Linked DNA regions of Homo sapiens: regions 1, 2 and 3 are each linked to region 4. A link is a contact called in ENCODE Hi-C or POLR2A ChIA-PET data. All regions are on one chromosome and are shown on one strand. The core of a region is the stretch at or near the end of the contact, and the rest is flanking DNA. Distances in the headings are between cores, read along the strand shown.

Evidence for each region. Hi-C counts contacts between places; a loop is a spot of excess contacts on that map. ChIA-PET counts read pairs that join two places held with the same protein, here RNA polymerase II (POLR2A). Pooled maps may share reads with other maps.
Region 1: a loop to region 4 is called in a map of endothelial cell of umbilical vein, with 14 times the contacts of the local background. The contact joins two enhancer-like sites. A Hi-C loop is called at or near these places in 2 of 168 maps with a recorded cell type or tissue (PC-3 and endothelial cell of umbilical vein) and 3 of 50 pooled maps. POLR2A ChIA-PET finds 5 or more read pairs at or near these places in 3 of 52 experiments (AG04449, AG04450 and endothelial cell of umbilical vein).
Region 2: a map of PC-9 shows a loop between it and region 4 (18-fold over the local background). The contact joins two enhancer-like sites. A Hi-C loop is called at or near these places in 3 of 168 maps with a recorded cell type or tissue (PC-3, PC-9 and mammary epithelial cell) and 3 of 50 pooled maps.
Region 3: a loop to region 4 is called in a map of Panc1, with 4 times the contacts of the local background. The contact joins two enhancer-like sites. A Hi-C loop is called at or near these places in 2 of 168 maps with a recorded cell type or tissue (Panc1 and cardiac septum) and 4 of 50 pooled maps. POLR2A ChIA-PET finds 5 or more read pairs at or near these places in 1 of 52 experiments (Panc1).

Annotation. Positions count from the first base shown.
Region 1 is chr5:57,434,435-57,437,134 of GRCh38, forward strand. All of the region lies in intron 1 of RMEL3 (enriched in melanoma 3), which reads left to right. Among named protein-coding and RNA genes, the nearest start is that of RMEL3, 41 kb to the left of the region's middle. Within about 2 kb of position 1,402, at least 7 of the 41 ENCODE cell types and tissues checked have a DNase peak (open chromatin) inside an H3K27ac peak, as active enhancers do; they include endothelial cell of umbilical vein, where a contact is called at or near this core.
Region 2 is chr5:58,187,033-58,189,757 of GRCh38, forward strand. LOC105378983 (a long non-coding RNA gene) reads right to left here. Exons shown (of 4, transcript XR_948350.2): 4 at 1-1,409. Among named protein-coding and RNA genes, the nearest start is that of LINC02101, 66 kb to the left of the region's middle. Within about 2 kb of position 1,364, at least 5 of the 41 ENCODE cell types and tissues checked have a DNase peak (open chromatin) inside an H3K27ac peak, as active enhancers do; they include PC-9, where a contact is called at or near this core.
Region 3 is chr5:58,076,295-58,078,994 of GRCh38, forward strand. No RefSeq gene overlaps it. Among named protein-coding and RNA genes, the nearest start is that of LINC02101, 45 kb to the right of the region's middle. Within about 2 kb of position 1,316, at least 2 of the 41 ENCODE cell types and tissues checked have a DNase peak (open chromatin) inside an H3K27ac peak, as active enhancers do.
Region 4 is chr5:57,778,154-57,781,021 of GRCh38, forward strand. No RefSeq gene overlaps it. Among named protein-coding and RNA genes, the nearest start is that of LINC02225, 120 kb to the right of the region's middle. Within about 2 kb of position 1,443, at least 7 of the 41 ENCODE cell types and tissues checked have a DNase peak (open chromatin) inside an H3K27ac peak, as active enhancers do; they include PC-9 and endothelial cell of umbilical vein, where a contact is called at or near this core.

The DNA.
Region 1 (2,700 bases), core at 152-2,651, 340 kb before region 4:
ATCCAGGCACATTCCAGACACTCAAGTCTAATCAGCTCTGACAGCAGAGAAGCAGGATTGGACTACGATGGGGGTCATTTGGCACTTGCCCAGTGACTGTGGTGTAACCCATTCATTCAGGTATTCCTGGAGTAAGAATGGCCTCAGTGACCCACCACCTCTGTATGCTAGGTACTTGGTTGGTGTTCCCTTCTCCTTAAAATCATACTCATGTAACCCCTGCTGCTTATCCCTTGCTGTTATTCCTTTTTTTTTGAGACGTGCCAAACTTCTCAAAAGAGTAGTGCATGCTTGCTATTGATAATTTCTCTTCTCTTATTCTCAATGTGTCATCCTGGTATTAGCTCTGACTTTCCCTCTAAATGATGCCCATATACTTTCTCAGGTTTCTTTCTCCTTAACCTAAATCTGGCTGCACTCTTGTTCTTGAAATTTTCTTCTCCATAACTGTCCTGATCTGGTTCTCTTCTTCTTCCTAGCTCTCCAGGTACCATTTTTTCTCTCTCGTTCTCTTTTTTTTTTGTTTCTTCTGGCTCCATTTTATTGTTTCCACTCCATAACAGTGTTCTTAACCCATAGTTCTTTAGGCTCTACTAACTTTTTCCTTTTAGCATATCGTTGCTTTTGTGGCTTCATCTCTGACATAAATTTTGAATGACTCCCAATCCACAGCTCAAACTATGTTCTCTTTTCTCAGCTTCAGCCTCAAATTTGCAGATGTCTACCCGACAGCTCCACTTTGATGCCCAGTTGCCACCTCAAACTTATGTCTAAATGGATTTCTCCTGGTCCCTCTCAGACTTCTTCATTTCTGTTGGTGGCATCATTCTTCCACTTACTCAAGGTCATTGTTTATAATTATTTTTTCATCCTTTTTCTTTTCCCAAATACAACACTGACTTTTCCCCTCTCGCATTACATTTCATCCTTCTATTCCTAATGCCATCATTATAGTCTGGACCATGCCTATTGCAATGAGTTAAGTGTCTTCGATTTCTACGGACTATAACACCACCCTACATGTTGTGCCACCCAAGTAGTTACCTTTTGTCCTCATTTGATATAATTTATGTCTACACTTTGGGCTGTGGCTTCTCTGCCATATTCTGTTCTATGCACTTCTTCCAACTTAAAGATGAGAGATTTATAGTATAACTCAAATAAAATCAAGCTTGTTCTCCCATGGAAACCATAGACTCCCATAAATTTTAATGGGATCTTAGCTCTCTGATGTTCTTTCCTATTTGGAGTAGAACATGTGGCAAGGAAAACAAAATCATTTCTTAGTCTTATCTTTCTGTAATGTGGTTTCTCTGGGCTGGTTCCTCTGAAAGAACTGGCTTCTACAGTGAGGTCTGATGAATGCTATGTCCTGGGCTGTGGTCACTTTGTATTTGACATGAATGTATGCACTTCTCAGCCTCCCAGGCACGGTTTACAACATTCTTTATTGTTTTTCCCATCTGGAGAGAGATAAGGTATAATACTTCTTATTGATTTTGGAAGCATTTCTATAATGCAAACAACACCTATCTGAGAAACCTTGTACTAATCACAGAAAAATGTGATCATGTGGGTCGAGGAGTGCAAGAATTTCCATAGCTGTAGGTCTGTGGGAGTATTTCCTTCTTATGATTCAGACCTTGGTTCAAAACAGTTCTCTCAATGGAAAAGGTACAGCACAAAAGCAGGATATTGGAATTATTTCTGCATTCATTCTGGTTGTACCTTAAAGTTGGAAAAACCCTTCCTTGCTCCATTTCCCTGTTGGTGAATTATGCCCTAGATTTCCTTGTTCACTGAGGAACTTACTGAAACTTCTAGCCCAATAGCCTTAAGGGGACTCTGAAGCGAGGGAGTTCACATGGCACCGCCAGGCACACTGATTGCTAGTGACAGAACCTAGACAGAACCCTCTATATCCTGCCTTTGGGTCTAGTGATCTCCTCATCGTGGAGTGGAGAGATTTTAGTGAAACACAGTGGACCCATCTTCAAATTTGAGAGGTCTAGGGAAAGAGTTCAAATGGAAGCCTATGTACCCTATGTCTAAATATTGAAATTTGTAAGTCAGGCTGAAAGATGTTAAATAAACTATAAACATATCTTAGTAATAAACTGGAAAGTCTGATTAAAATTGTGACTTCTCAAAATCTCTATGGAGTACTACAATGGTGTAGTGTGGGAGAATGCATCTCCGACCTGACCCATTCATTTCCCTTCTTGGAATCAACTCCAATCAATACCTGAATGGGCCTTGTGTGCCCACATTCCAGTTCTATCCACTCCTCCTCCAAACAGCTGCCTCTTGGGGTTAAGTGGCATACACCAGCTGTGCAGTTTATTCTTAAGAGGTCACATCTGGGAGGAAGCCCACATAAGACCTGGAAGCAGGCTTGGGATGTTTGGGCAAGAAACTCCAGAGTCTTCAGGACCCAGAGAGTGGTATCAAAGGGGGATGTGATTCACCTTGGCTGTGCAGGCTCCTTGACTGATATAAACTGGTCATAGGCACAGTTGGGTATCTAAGGCAGGACCCCTCTTACCTGGGTCTTAGGACAGCACTGAAATATATCAAAGGTACATTGAGAATACTGTTCCTTTGTAGCTTTGATACATTTGTAGAACACTATTGTTAGGTCTTTCCACTCTGACTTCCCATCATCTTTCAGGGCTGGCTCTCACCTGCTGTAGAAAACAC
Region 2 (2,725 bases), core at 114-2,613, 410 kb after region 4:
ATCTGTATGGGGTTAAGCTTTTAACCCAAAAATGTTTACTGAGCACCAATTATGCACAAGTAATTTGAAGTATTGGCCTTGTCTCTGAAAGGTGCTAACAGATAAACAACATCATTCTTCCATTTAGGCCGTAATTCTGTTCAGAAATTAAAGAGCAAAGGTTGTGAATGTCAGTTTTTCTTTCTTTCCTAAAAATCAATAGGTAATTACACTGACCCAAAAGGCAAAATGAATTCACTCTGTGAGTTTACCATTCATAGGACAGGACTTCACATTTACATGCCCATTTAAACATGCCCTGCTACAGTCACTTCTGAACATGTAAGAAGAGCTTCTTTGACATTCTGAAAAAATATTAACTCTAAAAGTTAGAGAGTAAACAATTTTAAGTGTTCAAATAGTACCTTCAAAAAATGATAAATAATTTCAATTTCTCTTTCAGGTAATAACATTGAGATATTGAGGTTCACTGGGAAAAATATTTTTGTTGGCACTTGGCACTTGGAATGCTTATAACATCACATCTTTAGTGGTATTACTTCAGCTATACCCTGTCTCATTGTTTATACAGATAGTGATGCATTTTGGTTAAGAATCTTAATAACAATAATCCTTTATATTTGTACAGTCTTTTTCAGTTCCAGGGCAGTTTAGATTTACCATCATATTAAATTCTTGCAAGGACTCTGTGAGATGACTGTAAGATTATTATTCTCATTGTGCCGTTGGGAAAACTGAAGCTCACAGAGTCCAAAGGCTATGAAGCATGGACTGGAAGCTGCCTGTCTGGGTTCAAATTCTGGCTCCATAGCTTGCCAAATATGTATAATTTGGAGCAAGTTACTTAACTTCTTTTGTATCAGTGTCCTCATCAGAAAATGAGGGTAATAACAGCACCTACCTTACTGGATTGTTATGACAGCTTAGGTTAATGTATGTTAAATACTTAACAGCAGTACCTGGCATATGGTAAATGCTACATGCATTTCAGAAATTGAGCCCAGATTTCTGACTGCATGTCTAGTGTTCCTTTCATTACAATAGTGTTTCAATTATGTCTTGTTACACCACTTCATGTGGTGGTTGACAGGGTACTGAACTAGAGGCAAAAGTACTACTACAGAAGCATATTCTGATGTTGTAGCTTCTACATTTTCCTGAATTAAAAACAATTAGGTAGTAATAATGTTCATGTAAACTATTTAGTAATCCTTCATGTGTACCAGGCTGGGTATCAAGCAAATAACGCATCTTTTACATGTATTATTCTATTCAATCCTCACAGCAGACCTGTTCATCTCCACTTGCAAACAAGGAACTGGAGTCACCAAGAGGTTAAGTTGTGCAGCGAGTCAGAGCATAGTGATAGGCATCAAAAGGGAGTTTCACGTCTGACTTAATATTGGTATCTGTGGAATGAAACAGGAATGTGCTTAATCATATCAAGCGATCTGATACTCAAACCTTTGTCTTCACCAGGGGTCACTGTCCTGGCAGTTACAGCATATTGCAAAACTGAAATCAAAGCTAAAGGCCTTAGAAATTTTTAATCTAAGCAAGAGCTGATTGTGTTTTAGTGGTGGATATCCAGTATAGTTTCCAACAATTGCAAATTGAAAGTAAAGGGAAAGTAAGCTAACAGACTCCTTAAAGTATCCACAGTCTTGGATAAAGCTTTTTTCTTCCAAATCTGCAATTATTCTTTTAAGGATTCAATTTAATTTATTATTTAAATTATTTTTAACATATATTATTTTAAAACTAAATTACATACAAATTTTCTTTTCCCTAATCTAAAGTTAAAATAAATCACTTTGTAATAATAACTGTGTAGAATTATATGAAAACATCATGTCTGTATTTTCAGTGCCTTAAGACACTTGGAATCTTTGGAGAATCTCACGTTCTAATTTTATTGGATTAGATATGCATGGCTTGGTGGCCTCAGAGGACAAGACTTAGGAGTAGCCCCAAAACATAGTCATCAGAAAAAAGAAAGAAAGTGGGGATTATTCTTTTAAGCAATTTAACCCAAAATCCAGGTTCCATGTTGTTCCGGCTTCAGAGTGAAATTTTTGTTCTCATCTAATTTTAAAGTTATACAACAACAGGAATGCTGTTAAGAAAACTCTGAGCATGAACCAAACCCGAGTGACAATACAGAACCCTGTTTTTATAGATGTTTGCCCCTAAAATAATAAAGTATAAAATATAAACTGACAAAATGGAATGCCCAGTCAAATAATATGATGTGACTTTGCATACATTTTATATCTCCTTACATGTCCAAAGGAGACATATTTTGTCAACATACAAATTCTGAGTGGCCTAGGAGGCAAGCCTATTCACAGTAATCCTCCTGGGAAAATAAGAAAGGAAGAGTAAGTACTAACTTTAGTATTAATTAGTTTTTGTGACACCATGGAACTTCCAACTTACAGGCTGGTAGGGATAGGGCACTCTGTCTCTATAGCATTGCAAAAACTGCTTTTCCTTCCATTTCTGCTTCAGATCACATGTTCTGGCTCAGCAGGGGCTAACGAGATGGAGGGAGCAGAATCTCTGTCTCTCCCTCTCAGATATTCTGATAAAGCCCTACTCCTGTCAGTTGGAGATCAGGTGTGGAGTTTCTGTTGGGTAATAATTTCCAATTTTAGTTATCTAGAGTTTAATAGCTATTGTTTTAAGTTATTGTTTTAAAGAAATAAAAATCACTGGTATATTT
Region 3 (2,700 bases), core at 66-2,565, 300 kb after region 4:
TGTAAGGGTCTGGCCATGTAGCAAGTCCTTGATAAATGGTAGCCCTTAGCATTAAGTGGTAGTCACGGTAGAAAAATAAAAGATGTCCTAATAATTTGTAAGAGGTTTTACCACTAGAAACACTATATCTTTTTCTTTTAAGTAGTGTCTTTCTTTATACGACTTTTCATTCAATCTTCTTGAAGCCAGATTTCCTTCCGACAAATTATTCCATTTTCAGTTCTCCCTAATGGATGAATTCTTTTTCTCTTTATGATAAAATAAATAGAGGCAGCTGATACAGCCACAAATCACTCCAACTTCCTATGGAAATTACTTCATTGATTTCTGAAATGATAAAGGACCTGTAATGTACCTATAAATACAGTCATTAAGTCACAAATTGCTCATGGCAGCACAGGAAATCTCAATATACTGTCCAGGCATCATCCTCCCCCAAATACACATTTTCCCAAGGGCGCCCAGCCCGGATCCATTATCATAAGTACAGCTGGAGCTAGAGTCATGAATCAAGGGCAGCTTTCCTGTTCCTCATCCTTTCTGAGTTCATTAGAGTGGGCAAGTTTTCAGACTAACATGTTAGGTCAGAAGTAAGATCATTTGCATAAAACAAGATGAGTATTCACCAGTCAACTTCTCTGTGACATGGTCAGAGTCTGGATTCTAAAAGGAGCCTCTCCTGAAACCCAGAAGGCTCTGATGCAAAAGTAGGAAGGCGTCACAGACTTGGAAAGTGGACTGTATTCCCTAGCCCCAGACATTTCATTTGCAGGCATGCACCATGTCTCATGTCTGGGGCCTGCTCATATTGTCTTCACGGTCAAAGAAGAAAATGATAAGGATTTTGGGCACTGGAAGGTGCAAACAGTGGTTTTATTGCGTGTAAGTTCCGCCCCTGGATGCCTGCAAAAAAGCAGAGACCTTGGCATCTCTACCTGGAACAGAGATAATTCCAAGATCATTGTACGCCCTTTGTGGAATTATACTTAGCAGTGAAAATCTTTCAACCAACTTCTGAACTTGTTAGGGGTGGTTACTGGCAAAATTCTTTGTTTCCCTTTTATATTTATTGACTTTGCCTTCCTCTTACCCCATACTGGCTATATTTCCCTTTTGGGTTTTATTTAGTTTGCTGAGGCTTTCAATTTGTTTCTCCCCAAATCTTCTCAGATCTCTAGTCTCATAGGTTAGGTGTTTAAATAATATATTTAAATGGCTTGTGGAAGAACACAAACATAGAGGCATCACAGCAGGCACTAGGCTCCATGACCTGAAAAACAAACTTATTAATGCCTTTGTGTTCTTTTCAGCACATCCCACTAGTGGAGGGCTAGCTGGCAGCCGCAGCTCACTGCTTAAACCGAAATGAATTTCACAAGAAAACACAGTTCATATGCCAAAAGGAAGTAATTCAATCCAAGTACAGAATAATCTTTTTCTGGTACCTTATATTTATTTTTTATGTGCCGTATTTAAACTTTTAATCATCCAGCAGCAGCAGGAATTACTACTCATCATCATTCTTCCCATTGCATTTGGGAACAGCACCAATACTCAAGGATTACCTGGAGTGTGAGGGGATGCATATTAAATTCCTGTTTTCATTTTCCTAAATGTGTCCCATTATCTCTCTATTGTCCTTGGCTTTTGTGAAAGAAAAAGAGGCAAAAATAGGCCGAAACCTGTTCAGACAAGCAGCATCTAGTGAGCAAAAAGAAAATCTCCTGGGTAGGTCTTACTCAAATCTCTTTAATGGCACACTAATTATATATAACCCTACTGGCATCTTTGGTGTCACTTTCTTTAGAAAAATTATCAAGTGTTTATCCCTGGGGTTTATGTTGTTACTCTTGGAAAGAATCCACCAAGTGTCTGAAATGACTCTGAGGCTACTCTCCTTGAACCTGCCCTATGCTTAGCCAGAGTTTGTCATTAACTGCAGGTGGTTACTGAGCAATTATAGCTAATCAGAACCTTAAAGGGAGGGGTTTTTAATCCCCCTCATGGGACGCTTTCCCCTTGAAGTTCTGTTTACTTCTATTTGATGCTTTAGGCAATCCTCTAACATTTGGGAAGAAAGTTTTTCTATTTATCAATTACTATGAAATGTCTTCATGATGTGCTATTATTATATTATCTTTTAAAGGGAAATTTGAAAATTTCTTTGAAAATGAAATCTAGTTTTTTATACAGGATGAAAATTAATCCCTTCTAGGTTTGCCCTCAGCTGTCAGAAAACTCTCATAGCACTCAGTAGTTTTTAATATCTTTTCTGCTGCAGTCTGAGTCTGGCTAGGGTTTGTGACCAGACTGTTTAATAGCTTTGTATCTTTTGTGAGATCTTTATGATAAGGGACAACATATACTTTCATATTTCAAAGACAAATAATTTCAGAAGGTAACATTTTTCTTGAGAGTTGAATTAAAAAATCTTCTGAATTTTGGATAGGAAGTTTTCTAAAATATATTATGCACTTCATTTCCTTCTTAAACAAACTATTTGATGCATATTTCCAAATTTTTAAATAAATAAAATAATCATCATGGACGTCGACTATTTTCCTCTGCCTAAAACATAATGGTCTTGGGAATAATTAAGCTATTTGTGGCTATTTGCTCCATACCAAATGGTCCTGTACTGCCAGTCTTTTACAATCCTTTGTATGGCTTTTGTAAACCATAGATTTTGTCTATGGTCTT
Region 4 (2,868 bases), core at 193-2,692:
AGGGAGGCCTTGGAGCTAGAGTTGGGAGCCTTGTAGGATTCCCTGGGTTCCTCAGAAAGCGCTCCCTAATGTGGAAAACCAAAGTCAGGTAAATGGAAGAGGAAATGTTAAAGGAGAATTACTTTCTGGTATTTATGCTACTTTCATAGACATCTTTTATAGCTCCTGCAAAGGCAAGAAGGAAATCATTATGCACTTTGTATAGTGACCCAAGCCCTGGCATGGAAATTAAAATACTTGCTATTAACTCTAACTCTGCCACTAAAGTGTGTGGCCTCAGGCATGCTATTTCTTTTCCTCCATCTCTTTATTTGTAAAGTGAGTAGTGTAAACCATGGGTGAAACACTCATTTTCTGCCCAAACATTTGATGTTAGAAACCTTGTGATATAATGGAAATACCACACATTTAGGAATATAAGCAAATTTCTAGTTATATGTTGTGTAACACTGATTGAGTGAGCTCTTTTAGTTTCTTATCAGTAAAATAAATAGATTAACACACACTTTGCAGGGCAGCTGTGAAAATAAAAGATAACATATAATAAATACCAGGAAATGTGCCCAGAATGTAGAACAGCTTTACATTAAAAAACAATGTTTATTCAATGATGCCATGACCTGGTCCTAAATGGCCCTGCATTGCAGGTTGAGTTGTAAGTCTGACTTCTGTCTCCATGGATTAAGCAGCATGGAGTCTGTGTTACTACCTGAGAGTAAAAGCGATTCAAAGCTCTTGGCTCTGTCTATGAATGAATGCAAAGGCAATTCTCTCCCAGGACCTCTTGGAAATGCTATGGGAGATTAGAGGCCCATTGCACAATCATGCCTTAACTCAGCCTCTATGGCCCTGGGACCTCTCTAACCCCTCTCTAACCCCTCTCAGCTATGTTGAAAGCTCTGCTGGTGAAGGAAAATGTAGTGAAGCATGGCAAGCTACTTTACTCACACCAAGAAATGCAAAGCCCTGACAATGTAGAGGGGTTCCAGAATAAGTCTTTGAATCCTTTTTCTGATATTCTCAAATACTTGTGTTGAGAATTGGGCAGGATGCTGAGGGGTGGGGAGTAGGCAAAAGATGGCGAAAGACATCCACTTCAGCGAACCTCTAATGTTTCCCATTCAGTTGGGAATCTAATGTTTCAGATTCAGTTGGGAATCTGTCAAAAAACGGGCTACATCTTAGGGGAAATAATCCATCTTTTAAAAGTTTCCATCAACAACAAACTTCTCTCATTTACAAGAAAATGCATCATTTGACACCTTGGAGATTTTACCTGGAGGAAGATAATTTCTTGAAGCTTCTTGTGCCTGTGAGAGCCCAAAGCTATTTTGCAGCTGCAATATTGATAATGTATTCACATTCTCCCCAGAGCACTGGATTCTTTAACCTTAATATTGAGTCTGGAATGAGATTCTGTCCTCTAGAGGTCACCAATGCACCAGATTTGAAGGCCACGGAGGCTTCTAAAATGCTCAGGAAGAGCTAGGTGTCCTGTTCACATATGAATGAAAGAGAAAATAAGGCAAGTAAATTATCCTAATGGTTATTTTCCAGCTAGTCTCTGAAGAAGTAGGAAATCTGGTTTTCAATAAGGCATTTTAAAATGGATTTATCTTGGTTTATCTTGGCTTTTCTCTGCACTGATCTAGCTGAAGGAAACTCCTATAGTAATTAAATACTTCTTAACAGATAGTTTACTTTTGATAGTGAGAGAAGAAACTTTTCTAAATAGAAGAAAAACTGATGTAGAAATAGGCTATTATAGCCTCCATTAAATGAGTGTTACTTTCACTGGTGCTCTGGCCAAGGCAGAAGGTCTCTCTGTGCCTCCTCAGCACACTGTCTTCAAAGGGCATGGGGACACAGAAGCAGGGAAACATGGCCCTTTAATTCACAGTTATATAATTTTTGAGTTGCTTTATAAGGAGAGACGCCATCTAAAGTATTTATATCTCTGCAGACAAATTAGAAACTGCACATAAAGGGATCACTTTGAGAGTCAAAATATGCCTTTCCCTTGGGAGAACAATCAGTCAAGAGCCAAGAAAGTGGTAGTCTCCGTTTGGGACTATTGGGACCTAAAGGAAAGTCTTAATCAGACTTTGCCTTTTTAGTTATCCTGATGCGTTAATCTTGTATGAAGCTAGTTGTCTCCCTTAAATAGAACTAGCCAGGAGAACAGCACTCCACGTCGGCAGCCGGACTGAACGAGGGGAGTATACACTGCGCTGCCCAGGGTTTGGGAGGTGCGGTGTCCTAGCCTGGTGCCCATGGACTGCACTGTTCAAGGCGTGACCTGAGAGTCACCACCAGCGGTTCCCAGCATTGTTCCTGCTGCTCTGGTTGCTCTCCAAGGAGAGGAATTCCTACACCACGACTTTCCCAGGGTCCAGACACTTGCCAGCACCTGACCCATCAGGAAATCGCCTCTCCCCTCTTCCTTCCCCTATTCCTTCCCGAGCATTCCCCAGTCCAGGGTGTGGTCAGCCCTCAGAAGATCTGCTGGGATTGATTGACAAAAAAACAAAACCTTCCTCTAGATAAGAAAGATCACAGTGCTATAGGAAATCTATTTACTTCTGGGTGGCACTTGTCTACCCTCTCTCTCATTCTCTCTAACACTTTTAACTGCTGACTGTGTAGTTTCTTATCATTTCTTCAAGATATGTGGGGCAGTCAATCTTCAATCAATGAGCATTGTTTGGGTAACTCTTTTTATGGCCAATTCACAAGGAAGTAAAACATTTTGTCCTAGAGAGTTAGTGGTGGTCTTTCTCAGGGTTATTCGACATTTTCTTTAGCACTAAGAAAGAACAGAGACAAATTTTTATTTCTGAGCTGTTTCCGTTAGCTGAGAGCCCCCTC